3 separate regions of the Mus musculus genome follow, and regions 1 and 2 are each linked to region 3. Evidence: chromatin loops called from intact Hi-C (ENCODE). Cell type or tissue: heart. All regions are shown on one strand. Each heading gives the region's core, and the rest is flanking DNA. Links, peaks and the distances in the headings are about the cores only. Region 1 has its middle 9.7 kb from the start of Gm35935. Region 2 has its middle 19 kb from the start of Gm35935. Region 3 has its middle 80 kb from the start of Gm35935.

Evidence for each region. A loop is a pair of places that touch in the nucleus more often than their neighbours do. Peaks named below come from ENCODE experiments on the same cell type or tissue, not always from the same donor. Only the 100,000 strongest peaks of a DNase experiment are listed, where the experiment ranks them.
Region 1: a loop joins it to region 3, with 2.6 times the contacts of the local background. A loop is called at or near these places in 4 of 42 quality-filtered maps.
Region 2: a loop joins it to region 3, with 3 times the contacts of the local background. A loop is called at or near these places in 4 of 42 quality-filtered maps.

What each region holds. Positions count from the first base shown.
Region 1 is chr1:41,559,899-41,567,675 of GRCm38, forward strand. No RefSeq gene overlaps it. Among named protein-coding and RNA genes, the nearest start is that of Gm35935, 9.7 kb to the right of the region's middle. In heart, for the core only: no CTCF peak of the experiment used is centred there; no DNase peak of the experiment used is centred there.
Region 2 is chr1:41,550,401-41,558,177 of GRCm38, forward strand. No RefSeq gene overlaps it. Among named protein-coding and RNA genes, the nearest start is that of Gm35935, 19 kb to the right of the region's middle. In heart, for the core only: no CTCF peak of the experiment used is centred there; a DNase peak (open chromatin) is centred at 5,401.
Region 3 is chr1:41,649,165-41,656,941 of GRCm38, forward strand. No RefSeq gene overlaps it. Among named protein-coding and RNA genes, the nearest start is that of Gm35935, 80 kb to the left of the region's middle. In heart, for the core only: no CTCF peak of the experiment used is centred there; a DNase peak (open chromatin) is centred at 3,687.

The DNA of each region.
Region 1 (7,777 bases), core at 192-5,191, 90 kb before region 3:
CATTGGTCTGAACTTTCTAAAATAAAGGGGTAGTCAGTAGTTGCCAAGACTTTATTTAATAGGAGTGTATGTTCTCCTTCAACCTTAGATTTATTTTTATTTATTTTTATTTTTAATTTTTGTTGTTGCCCATTTCAAACTCTCTGCTACTCCCAGGCTCTCTGTGAATTATTTCAGCTGAAGATGCGCACCTTCCAGATAGCATGGAGAAAAACCGGCCACGTGAAGTATAAACAGAAGGCTGCTAAGCTGGGCCAAGCTTCATTTGGATAGTCACCAGAACAGATAGTGACAGTTTTGTTGGCCTGCCACTGTCTGTTCCAGAACAAGAAGCTGGGGCCTTTAATGACCCCAGCCCAGTCAGGTCACCCTGGAGCCATCCCTACAGCCAGCTAGGTTTCTTTCACAGCTAGTGAGAGCTCTTCCTGCATCTGGAGGTCATGCATATCATTATGGAGAGTGTGTGGTTTTAACTGGTTCTGCAAGCTCTGTTGCACTCTCTAATGCCACTGCTGTGTGGCTTCATGCTCAGCTCCATCTGCCATTGGTCAGGTTAGAATGACAAAGAAAGAGAAGATCTCTCACAGAATCTGAAATGATGTTACCTTTACCTTCTTTGAGCTGAAAAAAAAAATCGCTCAGCGAAGGAAGGCAGTTGATGTGTATTAAGTACACCTATTGAGGCTTTCAGAAGTGGACCTGGAGATACTAGAACTTTTAGTAGTGACTTTTTTTTTTTCAACAAACACTGGTATAGGCAGTCTGAATGACGACTTCTTCATCAATTCATCTTAAAATTATACACTCTTGTAAGCAAAGAAGAGTGTTTTTAGTGCCATCATTAAAAGACCTTGAAGATCAGATACAATGTCCCTACTTTTATCATCATCCTGATCCTTTGTCCAGTATATTCAAGGATATAAATTCAGTGTGTAATCAAAGCACTCAATGTCCCAACGGTAGGCTCTTCAGTGAGGCAGCAGGGACATACAGGACTGAGAAGAATATCACCACCCCCCATACCTGCACTACCTTTAAGTTGCTGCTTCACACACGTTTTGCTGTAAAACGTATTATCAAGACAATATGCAAAACATAAAACTACCCACAAGAGGTTAAAATCCACCATAGCCACAGCCAGGAGAGAATTTACCACATCCTGCCAGACACATATAAAATAGTTTCTTGATTCAAACTCTGATTTCTTACCATTGACCAAAGGTTTAATCATCAGTCAGTGTTCAGTAGCTGTTTTAAAAAAGAATCATCAATAATTTCCTTAAGACAGGTAACAGCTCTTTGCATCTCTTAGGCAAACTGCAGGCCTCATTCCTTAATCTTAGCAAAAAAAGAAAGTTAGACTATTTTAGAAGGTTGTTATAATTAGCCTTTACACACATAAGTGTTTATATTAGCATTTCTAAGTATCTGATGGGAATGATAGATTTCCTCTGCATATGAGACAGAATATACCTTCATCTGTATTGAATGTCAATTAATCCTTACTACCTCCCTCTGAAATTGTTATAATAGTTGTATAAATATTTTTATTCTCTATTAATTTCTTATATGTACAAGCTGCATTTCTTGTATGAGTTACTTTTTCATATCATTTTTAAGTGGGTGTTTGCCTATGCTCCATAAGAGGAAATATAAGATAATTTTTACTGTTTCACTTCTGAGCTTTGGGTTCTCTGAAACCAAAGCCAACAGTTTTGGCACTGTGCTCTTTTAACATTGACTCACCAGGGATATCACAAATGATAGGTTTGCCTAAGCTCCATGGAGGTGGGGGTCAATTTGTGTGTGTGTGTGTGTGTGTGTGTGTGTGTGTGTGTGTGTGTGTGTGTGTGTGTGTGCACAAGATAACTCATGTCTTATTTAGCAGGTTTGGATACAACACCAAGCTAAGGGTGGTTATTATAGCAACTAATAGCACAGTAACCAGAAGGAGTTGCTAAAATTGAAGGGACATGAATTCATTTATCTTTTATTGGATCAATGCTATTGACTAATTGCTGTAATTCCTGTTTCACAAAAACAGGCAAAATGAATAAATAAAACCCACAACTAGAGATGAAAATGTTGGGGAGAATATTTAGCAGGCCATTGATACTGGAAGAAGATAAAGATTACTGCTAAGCCGATGTTCAGGCTTCAGATTTCACCCTGAAGTTTCTTCTCTGTAGTTTTGTGTACATCATATGACTTACTTGAAATTCTTTTATTCCTCTCAGAGATGAACATAACAATGGGCATCTTCATGTGGTAGTGGAGGGAGACTGTGCTCTTGAAGAGGTACATTAAGCAAAGCTAAGGGAAAATGCATACCCATGCTAGGAGGACTTCAGAGATATTAAAACAGCTAAGGCAAAGAGCTTGAAAGCTTCATGAGAGGGAGCAGAAATTGCACACTAAGTTGCTAATGGCAGAGGCACGGGGCTATTCAGCAGTAACAATGACAGCAGATGCCATGTAGCATGCTAGCAAGTTCTGAAGGGAACAAACTATCGCTTAGCATCTCAGCTCCAATAAACCATCAACAATATATAAAGTCAGTATAAAAGTGTTCTGAACACACAGAAGAGCAGAGCTGATATGTGTCTACACTTAGGAAGATGCTAAGTGATTCAGCTGAATGAAGGAAATGAGTTAACAGGAAAGGGGAGAGAAAGAGAGAGAGAGAGAGAGAGAGAGAGAGAGAGAGAGAGAGAGAGAGAGAAGAGCCTCCTGTAGCTGGCAGTTCCTCCAAAAGATGCAGATGACTTGCAGGAAGCAGGGCTAAGTGAGGATGATTGCTCTGAAGTTCCAGGTTGGTGCAGCATTATATGAAGAGCTTCTTGGTTACCAGGAACAAACTCGGGAGCTAGGCAAGGAAAAGTTAAAGAAGACCATTTGCAGAAATCAACAGGAGGTTGACAATGATTATTATAGGTCTTGTTTAATAATTTTTGTGAAACAGGAATTACAGCAATTAGTTAATAACATCGATCTAATAAAAAAATGAATTCCCATTTCTTCAAATTCAGCAAATAGTTTTGGTTGCTGTGTTATCAGTTGCTTTAATGGTTACTCTTAGTTAACAGGAGAGGGAAACAGAGAACAAAGGGCATCCTGTACACACACACACACACACACACATATATATGCATATATATATACATATTAGTATTATAGATTATACTAAGGTATAATAAAGTGATAGAAATAAAAAATACTAGCAAAAACTGCACTCACAGTACACAAGTATTGCACACTTGTCTATGCAATAGTTTACTTTAGACAGAACTATGACTAGGTGTGTGAAAGAAAAAGAGAAGCAGGCACCAGCTCAACCTTTTCATGTTCAATGAGCTCTGTAGGTGCTGTCTTCAGCAACAAGGCCTGGCCATCAGTTGTAGAAAGCAAACTACACCCTTGGAGAAATATATGGGTGAGTTGAAGGTACTCATAGGACACCTTTGGTCAACAATTCAGTTAAATCTAATCCATTCCCTACAACGCAAGCTTCATTTGGTGATGAGATGACAAGCTGGGGCTCTGTCTCCTCCATTGCTTGGTGATTTCATTTAGATCACAGTCACATGGGTATATGTTTTAGGAGGCTTCTATTATATTAGGTTTCCGTTTGATCCTGTGAATGTCTCACTCTCCATATTCTCCCTCAAGTCCCTCTTCTCCACTTCCTAGATGATTCTTTCTATTCCAGTCCACCACTTACCCATTCATATTATATTTCCATTTCTGTGAGAGATATAATATTCCCACCATTACCACTACTGCCTGCCACTTACTCTATACCTAACCTCTATGCTCATGTGGATAAAAGATTGTAGTTTATTTATCATTGAATTAACAGCTCATGTCCACATATAAGTGGATACATGTCTTATTTGTTTCCTGGGTCTGGAAAACCTTATTAAGGCTGCTGCTGCTGAAGAAGGAGGAGGATGAAGAAGAGGAGAAGGAGGAGAGGGGAAGAGAAGGAGGAGGAGGGGGAGGGGGAGGAGAAGGAGAAGAAGGAGAAGAAGAAGAATGTTGTAGTAAATCTCCAACCCAAATATGCCCTGGCAATGACAACACAACTCAGTTAATATGACTACATGCTGTGCACCTAGATTGGGCAGATCTACCACTACATTACCATCATTCCTGTCTTATGAGACCCCTTAGTACTTGCGGTTTCTCCAGGTCATGTGCTTCTACTCAGCTTTTCTTCTTCTTCCTCCTCCTCTGCATCCTCTCCCTCTTCCATTTTCTCCTTCTTCTCTCTCTCCACCTTCCTCTCCAAATTCCTTTTTATCTGCCCAATCATCAGCTCTCCTTTATTTTACCAATTAAGGTGGGAAGCAGCTTTACAGGAAATCACCTGAGTGCTGACTCATTCCTTGTTTGCAGTCACTCACAGGAAGATGGAATTAATATCATATATAATTAGCCCCAGGGCTATCCACAACAGAAGAGAAGGAGGAGAAGGAGGAGGAGGAGGAGGAGGAGGAGGAGGAGCAGGAGCAGGAGCAGGAGCAGGAGGAGCAGGAGGAGAAGGAGAAGGAGAAGGAGAAGGAAAAGCTGATGGTGATGATGACTTACTATTTTTTTCCGCAATTTTCTTTTCTTTTTTTGATTTTTTTATTAGATATTTTCTTTATATACATTTCAAATGCTATCCCAAAGTTCCCTATACCCTCCCCCGCCCTGCTTCCCTACCCACCCACTCCCACTTCTTGGCCCTGGTGTTCCCCTGTACTGGGGCATATAAAGTTTGCAAGACCTAGGGGCCTCTCTTCCCAATGATGGCCGACTAGGCCATCTTCTGCTACATATGCAGCTAGAGACACGAGCTCTGGAGGTACTGGTTAGTTCATATTGTTGTTCCACCTATAGGGTTGCAGACCCTTTTAGCTCCTTGAATACTTTCTCTAGCTCTTTCATTAGGGGCCCTGTGTTCCATCCAATAGATGACTGTGAGCATCCACTTCTGTATTTGCCAGGCACTGGTATAGCATCATATGAGACAGGTATAAAAGGGTCCCTTCAGCAAAATCTTTCTGGCATATGCAATAGTGTCTGGGTTTGGTGGCTGATTATGGGATGGATCCCTGTGTCGGGTAGTCTCTGGATAGTCCATCCTTTCGTCTTAGCTCCAAACTTTGTCTCTGTAACTCCTTTCATGGGTATTTTGTTCCCTATTCTAAGGAGGAATGAAGTATCCACCCATTGGAGGATATCATCCTTAGTGAGGTAACCCAATCACAAAAGGAGTCATTAGATATGTACTCACTGATAAGTGGATATTAGCCCAGAAACATAGAACACCCAAGATACAATTTGCAAAACACAAGAAAATCAAGACTTACTATTTTCTAGTTCCATTCACTTACATGTGAATTTCATGATTTTTCTTTTTTTTTTTTAAATTCATGAGTGTAAGTGTAGGTTTTTTCAATACACAAGTGTAAGTGTAATTCTGTAAGTATACCACCATTTCTTTAATCAATCAGCTGTTGAAAGTTACCTAGGCTATTTCCAATTTCTGGTTTCTATGAGTGGAGTAACAATGGACATAGTTGAGCAAGTGCCTATGTTCTGGCATTCCCCTATACTGAGGCATAGACCTTTCACAGGACCTAGGGCCTCTTCTCCTATTGATGACCAACTAGGCCACCCTCTGCTACATATACAGTAAGTGCCCTTTGTGTAGATGCCCAAGGGTGGTACAGCTGAATCTTGGAGTAGATTGATTGACATCTTCCTGAGGAATGTCCACACTGATTTCCATAGTGGCTGCATAAATTGGCACTCCTACTAGCAATGATTGCAAGTTCCCTCATCTGGAACCTTCGGCCACATGGGCTAATGTTCTTGTTGTCAGAACTCACTCTGCAGCCTATCAAAGGAGAAACATAAATGCCAACCCAGCTACAAATCCTTTGTTCTACAATGGTGCCCCCCTTCTAAAATATGCTGTGTAATGGTGGCACAGAGCTTGTGGGAGTCACCAATCAATTTCTGATTGGTTTCAAGGCACACTCCATAAGATAGGACCCATACATACCCAATGCTGCCTGGGTAACTGATACCAGATAGTCTGGGGATGAAGGGTAAAACCAAGTACTACTGTTCTACACAAGGAACATAGCAATAAAATGACTCCTAATGATATTCTGCTACACTCATGGATCTTGCTTAGCCATCATTAGAGAAGCTTCCTCTTGAAGCAGATGAGAACAGAAACAGAGACCCATAGACAGACATTATGCAGAGAGTGAGAAATTTGGAACACTCAGCCCTAAATGGGTTGTCTCCATCAAATCCATCTCCTCAGAGAATAGGTACCCCTGTGAAAGAGGATTCAGAAAGAGTAGAAGAACCCGAGGGGACTGGAGGATACCAAGGAAACAAAGAATTCTAAACTCAACAAGACAGATGCACACATGGAATCTCAGAGACTGAGGTATCATGCATAGGACCTGCAAGGTCTGCAACAAATGGGATCCTAGAGCTGAAAGGAGAGTGGACAGATGCCCCACCCAAATGAAGAAGGTATATCCCATTGATAGCTGCTTGTTATTGAAAACTTAGATGTCTCCAAGGGAGTCCCATTAGGGAAACAAACTTGTCTAAGGGTAGGCATCATGTCCAGCAGTAGATGGCCAACAGAAAACAAAACAAAAACTCAATGACATCTTTAGAGGTTTCTTGTTTCATAAATTCATCGTAGGTCCTTTTTTTTCCTTCACTTTTTTTATTAGATATTTTTTTATTTACATTTCAAGTGTTATCCCCTTTCCTAGTCCCCCCCCCCCACGAAAATCCCTTATCCCCTCCTGCCTCCCCCTGCTCCCCAACCCATCCACTCCCATTCCCAGTTCTGGCATTCCCCTATACTGGGGCATAGACCTTTCACAGGACCTAGGGCCTCTTCTCCTATTGATGACCAACTAGGCCACCCTCTGCTACATATACAGCTAAAGCCACAAGTTCGACCATGTGTTTTCTTTCATTGGTGGTATAGTTACAAGGAGCTCTGGGGGTACTGGTTAGTTCATACCTCTTCAGCTCCCTGAGTCTTTTCTCTAGCTCCTTCATTGGGGATCTTGTGCTCCATCCAATAGATGACTGTGAGTATCCACTTCTGTCCTTGACTTTTTTTTCTTTTTTTAAAATTAGGTATTTATTTCATTTACATTTCCAATACTATCCCAAAAGTCCCCCATACCCTCCTCCACCCACTCCCCCACCCACCCACTCCCCCACCTACCCACTCCCACTTCTTAACCCTGGCGTTCCCCTGTACTGAGGCATATAAAGTTTGCACAACCAATGGGCCTTTCTTTCCGCTGATGGCCGACTAGGCTATCTTCTGATACATATGCAGCATGGAACAACAATATGAACTAACCAGTGTCCTTCACTTTTTAATTCTATCTTTTGTTTTGTTTTTGTTTCATCTCTCTGTCTCTGTCTCTTTCTGTGTCTCTCTGTCTCTCTTTGTGTCTCTGTCTCTGTCTCTCTCTGTCTCTCTCTGTCTCTCTCTGTGTCTCTCTGTCTCTCTCTGTCTCTCTCTGTCTCTCTCTGTCTCTCTCTGTCTCTCTCTCTCTCTCTCTCTCTCTCTCTCTCTCTCACTACTGCACAGGTTCTTTGTAGTATATCATGACATCCACTTTTGTATGTTTATGGGATACCTGAGTGTGCAATTGAGTCACTCTATGCTTCTACATCAGTTCTTGTACCTCTCCTTGTTCTTCTTTCCTTGTGTGTTTTATCCTGAATCAAT
Region 2 (7,777 bases), core at 2,765-7,764, 97 kb before region 3:
GGAATAGGGGATTTTCAGGATAGCATTTGAAATGTAAATGAAGAAAATATCTAATAAAATTGTTTTTAAAAATAAAAAAATAAGTTTTCAGCTGACAAAAGATAATGAAATTATGATATCTGAAGGTAAATGAATAGAATTGAAGATCATTAGGTTAAGAGAAATAAGCCAGATGCAGAAAAAACAAATATTTCATATGTTCTTGCATATGTTGAACACAGATTTGAGTTTCTCATAAGTCATGAGATGGGAATGAGACCATGGGAGTGTAGGGAGAGATCTTAAAGGACAGGAGAGGAAGAAAAGGGGAGTGTCATGGAAACCATGGAAAAGGGCTATTTTATTGGAGAAAATAGTTTAACAAGAGGGTCTATGTACATGGCTGATCATATGGTTCATCAGCTAAGAACACTTGATGCTCTTGGAGAGAGCTGATACAAAGTGGCCCATATGCCTGTAACTTCAGCTCTAGGGGATCCAACAGCTACTAGCTCTTCAAGCATATGCATGTATGTAGAAACTCATATGTACACCTCAAATTAAAAAAATGTTCTTTTTTAAAAAGAAGAAACCTATTACCTTATGTTACCCAAAATATTAAAAAAAGAAAAAAATGTATTTAATTTCAGTTATGTTCTCCTGTCGCAAAATGGCCAGTTAACATATTAACTTATTATTAACTATGAAGGAATAACAAAATATAAACATGTAGTAAAATAATTGTAGCATTTTTTTGCTAGTAGCATTGCAAAAGGCTGTCTTAACATTTAAAACTTATTAAATTAAAGATCTATTTGTAACATGGTCTACTGAACATTAGAGAATTTTCACAAGGAAAGGAATACCAATAATTTTCAAGGAACTCTCTTGATTTTGTATAAAATTATGTGGATTTAAAAAATAAAACTAGTGTGATTGCTATAAATGCTACAGTCACCATGCATTTGGAAAAGACTATTAAGTTTTCTTTAAACTATGTTTCACACTAATAAAAATGCATGCCAGTGTCCATTTGGAACTTAGACTGAATGTCCTGACCTTGGCTGCATGTGCATGTGGCAGTTTGCCCATGGGGACATTTCTAAGGACTATCGTAGTACCCCAAGAAAGTCTAGAACTTTTATCTATTTTTGCCCTTGAATTTCACATCTATCTAGAATTTGAAGATGTTATCCATTTGAAGAACAGCAAGAGGTCAAGGACAAAGTACATTGATCCTGGATTCCTGAAAACAGCTATTTAACTTCTACTGAAAAATGAATGGGCTCTATTCCATGTAACTAATGCACAATACCTTCACTGACCTTCATAGGGTCGGTGTTATACAACTGGTACTCATGGTGCAGGAATTAGCAGGTGGTAGAACCGTTGGGAAGAAGGACTCAGGAAATGTTTTAGGTGTCTTTGGCATGCCCTGGAGGGAATGCGTGTCTCATCCTTATCCTCTTTTGCTCTCTAGCTCTTGGGCAATTGCATGTTCTTGCATAGTCTGTCTAAGTACAGGGACTGATAACTCATGAGCAGGACTCTCGCAAACTATGAGCCATCTTAAATATTTACTCTTCGCAAGTTTATTGTTTCAGATAATTCGTTGTAGTGGTTCAAAAGCTAATGCAATATTTGTCCTCTTTTTATGCTGGAAGAAAGTAGAGAAAGTATGCAAATTTTAACAAATGTTTTCTAAACTGCTTTCCATAACCACCCACTGTTCAACGAATGATGCATAATCTCCTAAGTCACCCAAAGTCAAATATGATATAATTTCTCAAAAACGAAATAGCTAGGAGATAAAAAGATTTCTTAGTGGTTAGTAGCATTCGCTCTTCTTTTAGAGGACCAGAGGTCAGTTCCCAGAATCTATGTTGGGCTGGTTGCAACTGTCTTCATCCCAAGCTGCAAGGTTTTTTTGTCCTCTTCTACCCTCCAAGCACTCATATGCAAATGCCCATAATACACACATGCACACAAATGTACAGATACACACACACACACACACTATGCAATATGTTATACACTAAGAGGGAGAAATAAATGTTTCTTTAATCTACAGAAATACTGACATTTTTAAATGCTGGCCTATCATCTTATTCCACTGAATCACTTATTAGGAGTACCAGATATAATAATCATGATAGTTGTATTAAATAGTTTGTTATACCATATATAATAGTCATGATAGTTTTATTAAATAGTGTGATTACCTTCAAGTCAATATCAAACAAAATCTTGCTAGCAAACTGACTTGCTGACTCTTGCTTCTCATATTTAACATATAATGAGCTTTAGCTTTCAGCACTACTGCTTTATATCTTTAAAAGTACTGTTTGTGTCATTTCCATGCCATTAAACTTTAAAAATTAATATTATAAAAATTAAGAGAAAGAATGGTGTGTGTAGGTATGTGTATTTGCACTGAGTGTACAAGTAGTACTTTTTAGTAACTGCTGTTAGAAAGCCTGCTTTTAGCAACTATTAACTGCCTTTATCTCAGGAATGATACTGGGTGAAGAATGCAGTGGAACAAAGACCAAGGATTACCCAATTTGTAACATTTAAATGAAATTATTAACTCTATATACCCTTAGGTAAAGATCAACAGGTGACTGTGGAAGAGAAAGAGAGATCATGTCTTAGTTAGGGTATAACTGCCGTGAAAAGACATCATGACCAAGGTAACTCTTATAAGGACAACATTTAATTGGGCTGGCTTAAAAGTTCAGAGGTTCAATCCATTATCATCAAGGCAGGAACATGGCATTGTCCAGCCAGGCATGGTGCAGGAGGAGCTGCGAGTTTCGCCTCTTTCTGAAGCCACCTAGAAGACTGACTTCTAGGCAGCTAGGTGAGGGTCTTAAAGCTCATATTCACAGTGACATACTTCTTCAAACAAGGCCATACCTACTTCAATAAGGTCACACCTCCTAATAGTACCTCTCCCTGGGTCAAGCATATACAAACCATTACAGCTAGTCTTCTCGAGTGACAAGCCTCCTCAGAGGAGTTAAGCTCAAGTGGTCAGCCAGAAACACATAGGCACAGAAGCAACACTGAACAGACACAATAGACTAAATATATACATGTGCATGAGCACACACACATGTATGATTGTGTATGTAAAAATAAATAAACAGGAAGTCATGAATTTGAGAGGGAGAGGTGGGGAATGTTTGAGGAGTTGAAGGTAGGAGAATGAGGAGTAACAATGTAAACACAGCACTTAGGCTTGAGCTTATCAAAAAAGTTTAACTTTTTTTTTCCATATGAAATATATAGTATAAAACATTAAATTTTTAATTAAAAATAAAAAAGTGGAAAATGTTCAAAAATGAAGACTGAGGGTACAAAGGTTACTCTTGACATGTTATTTCTTTTACAAATTTCACTTCTTTAAACCTATGAATACAAATGTATATACTTAATAGATAGCCTGGCCTATTGAAGTAGGCATGCATTAGGAAATAGTTGAGTCTAGTTATTTAATTTAGGTTTATCTTGTATGCTTTTTTGGTAGTGGGATCACTTACTTTCTGCTCTCACACAATTTTAACATTCATTGTTTATAATTATTCCCTACTATAATAAGACATAACATATTATTAACCCTGCTTACCATGACGTATAGTAAGATGCCTTAAAGTTTTACGAAAAGTATACACACGTATACACAAGAAATTTTGTTATTTAGACAGACTTTTATTCCTACTGCAATATTTCTCCACAATTCTGGCATCAGTCCTTTGAGAAGAAAATAAAGGTGGTTAAAGAATGGGGATCCCAAATGGAAGAGTTAGGGGAAGGACTGAAGGAGCTGAAGGAGATTGCAACCCCAAAGGAAGAACAACAGTATCAACTAACTGGACCCAACAGAGCTCCCAGGGACAAAACTCCCAACCAAAGAGTACACATGGAGGGACCCAGGGCTCCAGATTTATATGTAGCAAAGGATTGTCTTATCTGCCATCAATGGGAGGGGAGGCCCTTGGTCTTGTAGAAGCTTGATGCCCCAGCATAGGGGGTTTTTAGAGGGGCAAGGGAAGAGTGGGTGGGTGGGTGAACACCTTCTTAGAGGCAAAGGGGAGAAGGGGTGTGTTGGGAGAGTAACAGAGGGGAGACTGGGAGTGGGGACAACATTTGAAATGTAAATAAATAAAAGAAAATAAAAATGAGCAGCCAACCCTAGATCTTAACTTTGAAAGCTGAGTGCCAAGCCTCAATGTTTAGGGAAAGTGACAAAGGCTATTTTCCAATTTGTCCATGCTTCCCCATTCCCTGGGAAGATTAGGCTTGATGGAGCTGGATGTGGGAGTATGGAAAAAGGGCATAGATAAGAGAGGTGTCACGGGGTTCTTTCAGAAAGGCCCTAGCCTTCTCCCTCCCTAAAGCTGACCCTAGGAACCCTGCTTCTGAAATTGAGTTAGAAATTAGAATGTTAGTACCTACTGTCTTTTGATTCTCTGGGAATGGGCCAAGTTTCTTTGAAAATGTGGGATTTAAAGTAGTATATCAGAGAAGAATTCTAGGCCCAAGGAAAGCTTTAGATATTCCTTGTCACAAGGCCCTCAGAGGAGGAATAATAACTTTCATGGACTACAGATCCCTACAAGAGTGGTCAAAGGGGCAAAGAAAGGGGAGTTAGAAGCTGGACAATGCAGTCATCATTGAATGAACCTGTGAGCCAAAAGCAGATGCAGGAATGGGTGTTTCATAGGTACCCAGGGAAGGGCGTTGATCCCGGCAGATGTCACTACAGAGAGGGGCTAGCAATTCCTATTGTGTTTCTAGTTCATTAGTTCTACTTAGATCAGCTACAGTCATATGGTCAGGGCCAGGAATAGAGCTCACACTCTGATTACATGAATATTGCAGCAGCAGTATGGAATATGAACTCTTCCCAGCCTGCTATGTTCCACTTGTTATTGGCTGCCTGTCCTCAGCTCAGTCCTAAGTAACATATAATCTCTTCCTCTGCTGAACCATTCTGCATCAAAGGAGTTTCACATAATATTAAGTAATAAAAATTGCTTTAATATTCTGGTTGAAATTTATGAAAGATTTCCAAGTTATAAATCTTAAGAACTACTTGATCAATATATTTTTGATTAATAAATTTCTGGTTTAGAAGTACATCCATTTTTTTCTTTTCATTAGAGCATGAATATTTTGTTTGTGGGGTTGTTTTCTTTTGTTACTTTTAAAAGTTTGTCTGTGTTGAAAAGGCTGAAATCAGAGACTAGAAACAGATAAGTAAGAGAAAGCTTAAGTGAAAGATATGTATGTGTCTAAATTAACATCAAAACAGCAGTCACATATTTAACTTGGCACTAGTTCATTGGCTCTTCTATCCAGTGGTACACTAGTCAATGATAAGCTAGATTCTCAGAACCGCCCAGCCTCACATGCTGCCAATTCCTGACTCACACACAGAAGCTTACTCTGGCATACACTGAGTACAGACCAGGGGATTTGGCCTCTGCTGTATTATTCTGGAGAGCCTGCAGTAAAAGATAAACAGGAGGCTTCCGGGAAGCATGTCTTGATTAGCCAAAGATTCCCCTTTAGGAGAGCAAAGGGCTTTTCTCAAAAAACACTCACAGAGCAGCTGACAATGGGGTCTGTTGTTAAAAGCAGTGTTACGTTGTTCTGAGTGGATTGAAGGTGTATCCTATAACAGGAAAGTTCCTCTTTCTACTGGTGCTAGAAACCCTCACCTTCTTGTCGTACAATGGCTTCACCCCAAAACCACACCAGAAGAAGCTTTATAAGGACTTTGGATAATGCTTAGGGAATCACAGAGACCTAGCTCATCAGTGTGTGCCTCCAGCTCTTCTGTGTGCTTTCTATTTTCTACATTTTCTCCTGGGAATGACATTATGTAACACTCGTATTTCCCAAGTTAGTTAGGGCTGTGTGTGTAGTCAACTGTAAATGCTACAGATCCCACAACCTACACCCAAGGGATGTTAAGTTACAGTCAGTCCATTTTTCCATGCAGCAGTAATTTAATAAATATAACATAGTAAAAAACAACAATAATAGTGTGGCCTTAGGAACACTTGACAGGATAAAACAAAATAACTTTGCGAAGACCCAACCAATAGGTATATGTTGTACCTATTTGGCTCACCAGTGTTTATCTTATTAGCGTGAGCTATAGAGGGCATATTGATTTATTCCCTCTGGTTGGTAAGTTCCACCTTCTGACAATAAATGCACTATATTGGAAAAGTGCCTATAGAAATTGCAATATATCTTGGAGAGTTATGAAAAAATAGCCATTCTCTAGAAAACTTAAGTATCTACACAGAAATACACACCAACACACACACACACACACACACACACACACACACACACAGAGTCATAGGCATACAAAAATCCAAAGGTACCTGTGGACTTGAGGGCTAGGAAACTACCCTTGTCGGGAGGGGAGTGTGAGGCATAAAAACTATTGAAAATGTCTGTATGTTATTATTTTAATGCTTTGCCTATATGTATGTATCTCTGTATCATGTGCTTTCCTATGGAAGCCAGAATAGTGTGTTAGATCCCCTGGAGATGGACTTACAGACGGTTGTGAGCCACCATGTGGGCAGCCGGAATTGAACCTAGGTCCTCTCTAAAAGTAACAGGTTCATTGACACATCTCTACAGCTCCGCACTCACACCAAACCCTTTCTTTTAAAAGCATGTTTTCAAAATGCAAAGATGTATAAGAGATCGTGAAGATCAGGCAAAAATAATCTTCCCCTTCAAACAAACAAGTGAAATCTACACATGTAGAATTAGTAAGAAAATATTTTTCTATTTGAAAGGTGCAGTGATCTCTGTAGGGTTCTACTAGTCTAGTGTCTGTCAGAGCAATTAGCTCTAATTAGCACATCCATGGGCAAGGTTCCATGAGATGCAAGCATGAGATGGGCAGAAACGATAATCCCCTTATCTCTCTTGCCACTGATTCCTCTTCAAAATTAGATTGCAGTGCTTTGTGGAAGTCTTTAAGGCCATTTTACTGCCACCAGCTGGCTGACACCAAAGACAGAGGGCTGCCCGAAGGAATACCTGTCTGTCCTCTCATGAACCCTCACTCCAGTACTGGGAAGTGAAATTCCACAGAAACAGTAAGGCCATTTACATTCAAGATTGGAAGCTCCTGTGGCTTCCAACGTGTGTGTTACAGTTTGGCACAATAGTGAAATACTCTTGTATGCCTCAGGAAAACAGCTGCATGAGGCAGTCAAGGGGTTTCCTAACTAATGGAGGTTTGCAAAACTTCTACAAGTTTAGTAGCTAAGAACAGTTTTTCTTCTTTTCTATGCTCTGATCTAAGACTATTTTTCATCTTGAATTAGAATTACATCCTGAATCAACATTTAAGCTTAATCTATATAAGAGCTGTTTTTATTAAATTATTATGATTATGAGGATATGATTATGACTGTATAGTATACATTAATTGGATGACATAATATGTATCATGTTTAATATATCATACTGTTTATGAGCTATAATTCTATTAATTTTCTTCCTTAATTTTGATGTTTATCTAATATTCAAATCTTCAAGCAATATTAAATATATTATATAAAATAATTGAGAATTTTGTTCATACAGTTTTAGAATCATTGATATAAACTATATAAATTAGTATAGTAATTTGAGAATAAAGCTTTGATGATTTCTTTTGAAAATGAGAATAGTCACATCTTTGGGAGCACAGTGTGAAAGAGTAAGATGGCACTCACAATCTATGGGTACACCTTTATATTCATTTAAAATC
Region 3 (7,777 bases), core at 1,404-6,403:
TTATGTTTTCAGCTAGTGTTGCACCATTCTTTCAAGATAAGGATACTCATGATGATTTAAACACATGATTGTTAAAACTTGATGCTCCAAGCATTTTATTTGTTGCCACAACATGATGATACCAGCATATTAATATGCTATAAAAGATATGCTTCTCATTCCTCTGTAAGCCTCCAATAATATAGATCTCTGTGTATATACATCTGTGTATATGTGTGAACTGAGGAGAAGATATGATCTTGAACCCTTGAACCTATTCATATGGACTCAATGCTCTGGCAGTCAGTTGGGGCACTCGGGGGAACAATTTGGAGGAAGTACTTAAGAGAGAACACTCAGTGTTTAATACAACTGCATTGCTAACTGATTATTTCCTAGTAGTTGACATGGTAATCTTCACAATAAAGCCTGTCTGTTGGTTTTACTACGTAACTGTTCTGTTAGCAAACCTTGAAACCTTAGCTGGCAAAGAAGAAACATGTAATCTCTTCCATTTTTCTCTCTTTAGTATCCTCAAACAATTTTCTATTTTCAATGAGATAAGAGAAAAAGTAACATTTTATTTGGAAATTTGATTAATTACTGGATTGACTACTAAATCTTACAGAGATCTATTCAGGTGTGTATGTTTGTTTATATATGTCTATTTGTGTGTGTGTATGTATGTATGTATGTGTGTGTGTGTATGTATGTGTGTATTGGTGTGTGTATGTGTGCATGTATGTGTGTGTATGTATGTAGGTGTTTGTGTATGTGTGTGGTGTATGTGTATGTGTGTATATGTGTGTATGTATGTATATGTGTGTATGTGTGCATATGTATGTGTGTGTTTATAAGTGTGTATGCACATGTACTCTAGTACATAACAATGTCATTATTTTTGATCAAAGGAAAGCAAAAACAGCTAAATATTCAGAATCATGGAAAGAATAGTTACTATGGATAACCAGAAAGTTACTTCATAGTTTTTCATTCTTTAAAGTAACACCAGTACTATGGTATTAAGCTGTTTAGTCTTTAACATTTCCATTCTTTTTTCCTTAACGAGTAGGTTTGCCCACATAGAACAGTGTGTGCAGTGTTTGCATTGTTCGTATCTTAGATGTTAGGATAAAAAAAAGTCAGTATTACACAGATCACATTTTACCCCAAATGTATAATCTGCCGTTTTATGGATTGATTCTCCAGTCGTATTTGAAACCCTAGGTTATTACATCTCTGATCTGATATCGCAAGGATTCGCTGACTGAATGGTCTCAGGTGAATGAAAAAGCACATGCCTATCACACAGGACTGATTGCCACTGCATCACCCAGCACAGATGTTTAAATGAGAAGTCTGTTAGATATGCCACCAGGTTACAGACAGATATATGCCATGGTCCTACAATATAAAACATAGCAGGTAGAATGGCAAACTTCAGGCTGTGCTCAAGCATGCTTTGATCAATTATAACTACTTCCACCATAGCCCAGTTATAAATCTATTGCAAAGAATGAGAAGCTAAGGCATGCTTCATTTGCAAAATGTTATCAATAATTTCCCTAGTAATTCAAATATACTCTGATAGGATATGATTTGTAAATGATAAAATGGCAGCAATAAAGCATAATTAAATTTCAAATGGTATAATGAACTATACTCACTTAGGTGGGAAGTCTGCACCCACTCGCAGAGGACAGGAACATCACTGCAGTCAACGTACGCAATTATAAGCAAGAGTTTTCATCTCCACAGTGCCACTACTGCCTCTGCAGTACCCTCAGACAAGTATCAGATATGCCCTATCAGGGGTTGCATTTGACCACCCCAGGAGAAATTTACTTCTAAGAGAACTCCTGGGAGAAAAAGAGGTAATGATACTCGGAGATGTTGGGACTAATAGAATACCAAAGTTCTTAGGTCAGACTCAGAGTTCATAGGTCAGATGCCACCACTTGTTTCAGTGAGGTGAGTGTAATCATTCTAATGACTCTCAAATAAAATCTTACTTCATAGTTTAAAATCAATCTCTGCATTTCATCAAGAAAGTAGCATAAAATAGAATGTGCTAATAGAGAAGCCATGGTTGTCTAATTTTATGTTGCAAATATTGAGACATTGTATCTGAACTCTTTAAAGCTACTTTATTTATTTCTGTGCCACAGTAAAGGATGGACTACTATTTATTTAATATTAGTGAGGGAGTATGCAGAGGAAGTTCTTCTTCATCATCTGTTGGGCTCACATGTTATCTATTCTTAGTTGCTGGATTTCTTTTTACACCCTACCTTTCCTACTCTCATGGACAAGAACCAGCATTTTATCTTTTCTCTAATGCAGTTGTGTGAGAGTTGAAGCAGGGAGGATTTTTCGTTTTAGGTATATAACCATTAAACAGCTGTTTCTAAAGAATGAAATCACATGTCCTGTGATAGAACTAGAAAACCCATTGTAGTATCTTTGAGTGAAACAACCTATTTCAAACTATACACATGATTATAGTTGATCCACAAAAGCTCTTTTTGACCAATCTAACAGCAAAAGCATAAATAAATAAGGAGTCCAAGCCGGCTGTTAATTTTTCTTCACCTCTGGGTAAGTATAGGGTATTGCTGGCTGTGTTACTTTTGAGGTTCAAGGGTGATTCTATGGGCCATGATTTTCAGTGTGGATAAATACAGCTGAAGAGACTGATGTGTGACCTTTACTTTCCAAACCAAGAGCATGTGTAATCTACCCACCATTAATGCAGTTAATGCCCACATCCATATGCAGGAGAGACACTGGCTCCCCTTGGCCCTGGCCCTGGGCCTAAATGTTTCAGTGAATGCTGAGCCAACAATCCACAAAGGCTCTGAACAGTCTCCGGGAGCCGCCCCAGACTTCGCGAACAAAAATACCCGTGTGTGTGAACTTGCCTCAGAAACCCTTTCCTCGTGGGTTTGGACAGCAGCATCTCAAACAATGCTTTTGTTCAGTGGAATGATAGTGCTCCCGCAGACGCTTATCAATTATTGACTGCTTTTATTATATTCTTAGAAATAAGGTGACGATAAGCAGCATTGCTAACGTATGACATCCCTTTCATTATGAATGACTGAGTGATTTCCACACATTTTAAACTCCAAATAAGGAGGTGGGGAAAGGGATGGTAAAAAGAAAGACAAACCTCATACAGATTTCACCTCACTAACGACTTAATTGGCATCACCCCCAGGGTGAAATGTCCTAACACCCCACAACCTTTTATGACAGGAAGTGAAAATTCCATATCCAATTGGAGCTACAGGGATAATTTAGGGAGGCAGAATGTAATTATCCAATTAGGAATTTAGCCAGAACAGAAAGGTTAATCCCCCTTAGTCCTTTGAAAAGAGCCCATGGGATCTTTAATGACGACAAGGGGTCAGGACCTGTGTTTTACAACTTAAGCCAAAAAAAAAAAATTATTCAGACTTCTAGCTCACTTTCTGGAAAAACGGAGGAGTTCAAATGCATCCAACTTAAGGAGTTCTCCCATATCAGAACTGATTAAAACTCACCCATTTCCTGTATTCCCTTTTCTAGGTTACAGAGTCACAATGTGAAAGTTGTCTGGGTTTCACAATGGAGATGCGGGCTTGGCTCACGACACGAGTGGCATGCCTTCCTGCACATGAGACAGAAAATGGCAGCCCTGGTGCTGACTCAGGGGTTTGGAATGTGCCATTGATGCCTGGCTTGCCTCCAGCTTCAAGCTCAGGATCTGCCAAGTTGGCAGGCTGGGGAATTCGCTGTGGCAATTTTTCAAAATGTGAAGACTCAGTCCAAGGAGAGATTTTGTTTCTACATTTTAACTACCAGGACAAGTGACAGGGTCCCCTTTGACAAAGAGTCTGGTCTAAGACAGAAGAGCCCTACTCAAAGGAGAACTGACGGCATATTTGCAAGTACCTCTTATACAAATAACATCCCTTTTGGGCATTCATTTCAGAATTCTGGCCTAAGGAAATATGAATTACAAATTTTTTGTCTGGAAAGCACAGAACACAGACTTGCTGGATGTAGCAGAGATTCGCAGGTCTTCCTATCAGACAGAGTCATGTCATGGGTATTTACAAGTGAAACATTGCTTTCCTTTGGAGCCTAGCCAATATGGGATCATGGAACAGAGCTTTTTGAATTTTCAAAGCTGATAGTGAAAGTGGACGAGGAGGGGGAGATCTATAAGCAAACAAGTACAGCTTTGCCACAAACACTTTGGTGAAACTGGAACAGTACACGGGGATGTTGTTTATTTTCTAAAAGTTCCTTTCTGTCCCAGTAGCATTATTGAATTTTTTTTATGAGAGTATCAAGATATATACACAACAAATTAGGTTATTTGTCAGAGAAGGTATTAGCAGATTTGGTTAGTTTTAGTGAATCAATAGAAATTGTGGTCTTGTTCAATGCAGAAGGATCAGGTTTTAACTACTAATAATATGTCAGATTAAAATTATCAATGATTGATATTAGAAAATGCATCAAGCTCCACCTTCATGAGAATATCTAAAAAGCTTAGCCATGTAAAATAGAATATAAACACTGTAATATTTTAGACATATTTTTACTTTTTATAAAAATTCCAAGGAGACATTTTGTGTCAGATAATTTCAGATCCCTAAATAATTCTTTCTGTAAAAAGCAGAATAAAAAGATCATTTGTACAGGGAAAGGTGAGTTGCTGTTCTTCATATGATAATAGAATAATGATTACATTTGTACCAAAAATAAGAAAATACAGTCACCAAGTGAGTGAAATGCAATAAAAAATCTGAAATGACCAGTAATAATTAAAATTAATGTTAAGGTAATTTTTGTTCCCTCTTAATGTATTTAATTTTTATCAGGTCTATTGGCACCCGAAAAGACAAAAAGATCTTAATTCCATGTATTCACGATGGTCTATTTAGACCTTTCGTGGCAAAAATTAAAAAGAAAAGACAGATCATATGATTATCAACTGTCCTCTATTCAGGAAGAAGACTGACTGAGATGTCTTATGACTTCCCGATAACCATTCAACAGTTATTAAATTTTATTAGATATTAGGAAGGAAGGATAAAACAATATCTGAGATTCCCAAGACAGATGACTTAAAATAAAGACTTTGTTATTGTTTGCATGTACTAAAGCCCGAAGAATTGGAGGCAACTATCAGTCAATACACAGATATTTTTTTTTTCACAGTTCCAGAGAGGCGACAAGCCACATCATTCAGAGGTGATGGAAAAGAGGCAGAGGACGATAAGACAGTGGCGGAAAGAGGCTCTGTGAACTTTTTGTGTGATGGACTTGCCAAGGCAGGGCGAGCAGGCAAGGATTGGCTAGTATAAATGATTTCATCCAATTCTAGAAGTCTTACCTGATGCTCATCTTTAAGGACACAGACAGATCAGCAGGAATTCTTGGATGCCAGCAGGGGGAGAAAGCTTGTGGTGTATTCTGGACTGGTTAGCTTGCATTTGAAAGGGACACTCACAGGTATGTCACTTGCTACTTTCTAAGCATTGAGCAGTGTTTTTTAGAATTTACAGGACTCTGGATCTCAGCCTCAGAAATACAGATTTGACTATACTAGTTGATACATTATGTTTTTATATTTTGTTTCAGGCCTGTCTGGCAATCAAAGAGCTTTTAGGTTGATGAAAGCAAGCACTCATTTGGTTTAAGTATACCCATTTTCTATTGTCACCATAGCTATAAATATTTGTTTAGCATCCACTTGTTTAGGACAGTAGCTTCTTTGTTAAAACCTCTGTCTTGGGCTAACTATGACACTTTTTCTTTGGGTATAATACTTTTTCATGACTCATTAAAAGAATGATCTGGCTTTTCAAATTATTTATTTATTTATTTTATTGCATGTGTCAGCATATGCATTTGTACACATGTGTGGATATCCACAGACGCCTGGAAATAGCAACAGCATCGGATCTCTAGAGTTCGATGTGGTTGTACTTCAACATATGTGGGGGTTGAGGACCAAATCCTGGTCCTCAAGAAGAACAGTGGTTGTTCTTAACTGCTGAGCCATCTCTCCCTCCCAGATTATTTGTCTTATTAATTTGAAAATTAAATGTGAAATCTGTATGATGCCAAGGGCCAAAAAGCACTTGACTAATAGAATGTCTCATTCTACTAAATCTATATAAACAGATATACTGGAGCCCATAAGTTTCTGACTATTCAATAAGGACACTGCTTTCCTGTCTTATGAAAGCAGTGCTTAGTTTATTCATGCCCATTGCTTTATAGTTTCCATAAACTATACCGTCCCCTCCCTTGTTTTTTAATAAGAGTCAGATATCATGGGAGGGTGTTAGTTTATATGAAGTATATGGTAATCACTGTAAAGTCAGTACCTCATCTGTCTAAATACAAAGTTAAAAATCACTGGGTAGACAGAGAAAATGAGATATTCATAGGAAGGGAATGTTGGGGAATTCAAAACAATGTATTGAGGAGGTATACAATCTCATAGCCACTATGTAGGACCTTTTAGGAAAAATGAACCAAGTTTCATCCTCAGAAACACTTAGAAGTTGGTTGTAGATAATGAGGATTGCTTATATGCAATTGTTGAAATTGTCAAGTTACTTTAAAATTTATTTTTAACTTTTTGAGGTTATGAACTAGTGATCATTTTCCCTTCCATTCCTTTCTTCCAAACCCTCTGAGGAGCTCCTCTCCATGTTCTCTTTCAAATGCATCATCACGTTTTCCTTAATTGGTATATGTATATATAGTATATACACAGACACTGCAGCTTTTTAAAAAGTACACACACACACACACACACACACACACACACACATATATATATATATATATATATATATATATATATATATATATATACCTGCACTTATATGCTTTAATGGCTGACCATTAGTATTGAGTAACAGGCTAGTGTGCCCTTCTCTGGGGAAGATTATTTGTTCCTAATATCAACATTGCTTAGTTAGCTACCTGTAGTTCCTTTACTAAGGTTGAGGCCCCTGAGTTTTCTCTCTTCTGCTAACTTCCTTATTGGTATTTTCCTTGTTTTGGTCATGTCTAGGCAGCCATTGCTGAAGAGACCTTATAGGTGTAGATTCTCTGACATTTCTATGACATACATTCTCCCAGTTTGTTTTCTATGAGTCCAAAAATCTCTCCCACTTTTCTGCAATGACTCCTGACCCTTAGGTGCAAGTGTTTGCTGTAGATTTATCAGTTGGAAATGAGTTCTACAACTCCACATTTTGATCACAAGATTTCCTGTAATTGTCTATCTTGCAAAGAGAAATGTCTTCAATGAAGGGTCATAATTACATTTATCTGTGGGTATAAGCATATATATTAGAATGTTGTAAGGATTCGAATGGCTATTCTAAGGAGCTATTGCAGGTTCTCATCCATGGTCCATGATTTCTCCAGGATCCATGACTTCACTACTTTTTGGATAGTTATTTAGGTTTCCAATACCAGGTATGATTTCCCTCTTGCTGATCAGGCCTTAAGGGCAATTGCAGAACTGTAGGTTACCAACAAGGCATGTGTGCCACTATTGTGATTAATAAATGTGATGTTATAAAATGGAAATGCTCCTGCATATTAAAGAAACAATCAATCTGTTGAAGACGAAATCCAGAGGATGGGAGAGAACCTTTGACAGCTATCCATCTAACAAAGATCTAATATCCAGAATATACAGAGGACTCGAAAGGCAAAGAAAGAAAGAAAGAGAGAGAGAAAGAGAGAGAGAGACAGAGACAGAGAGACAGAGAGA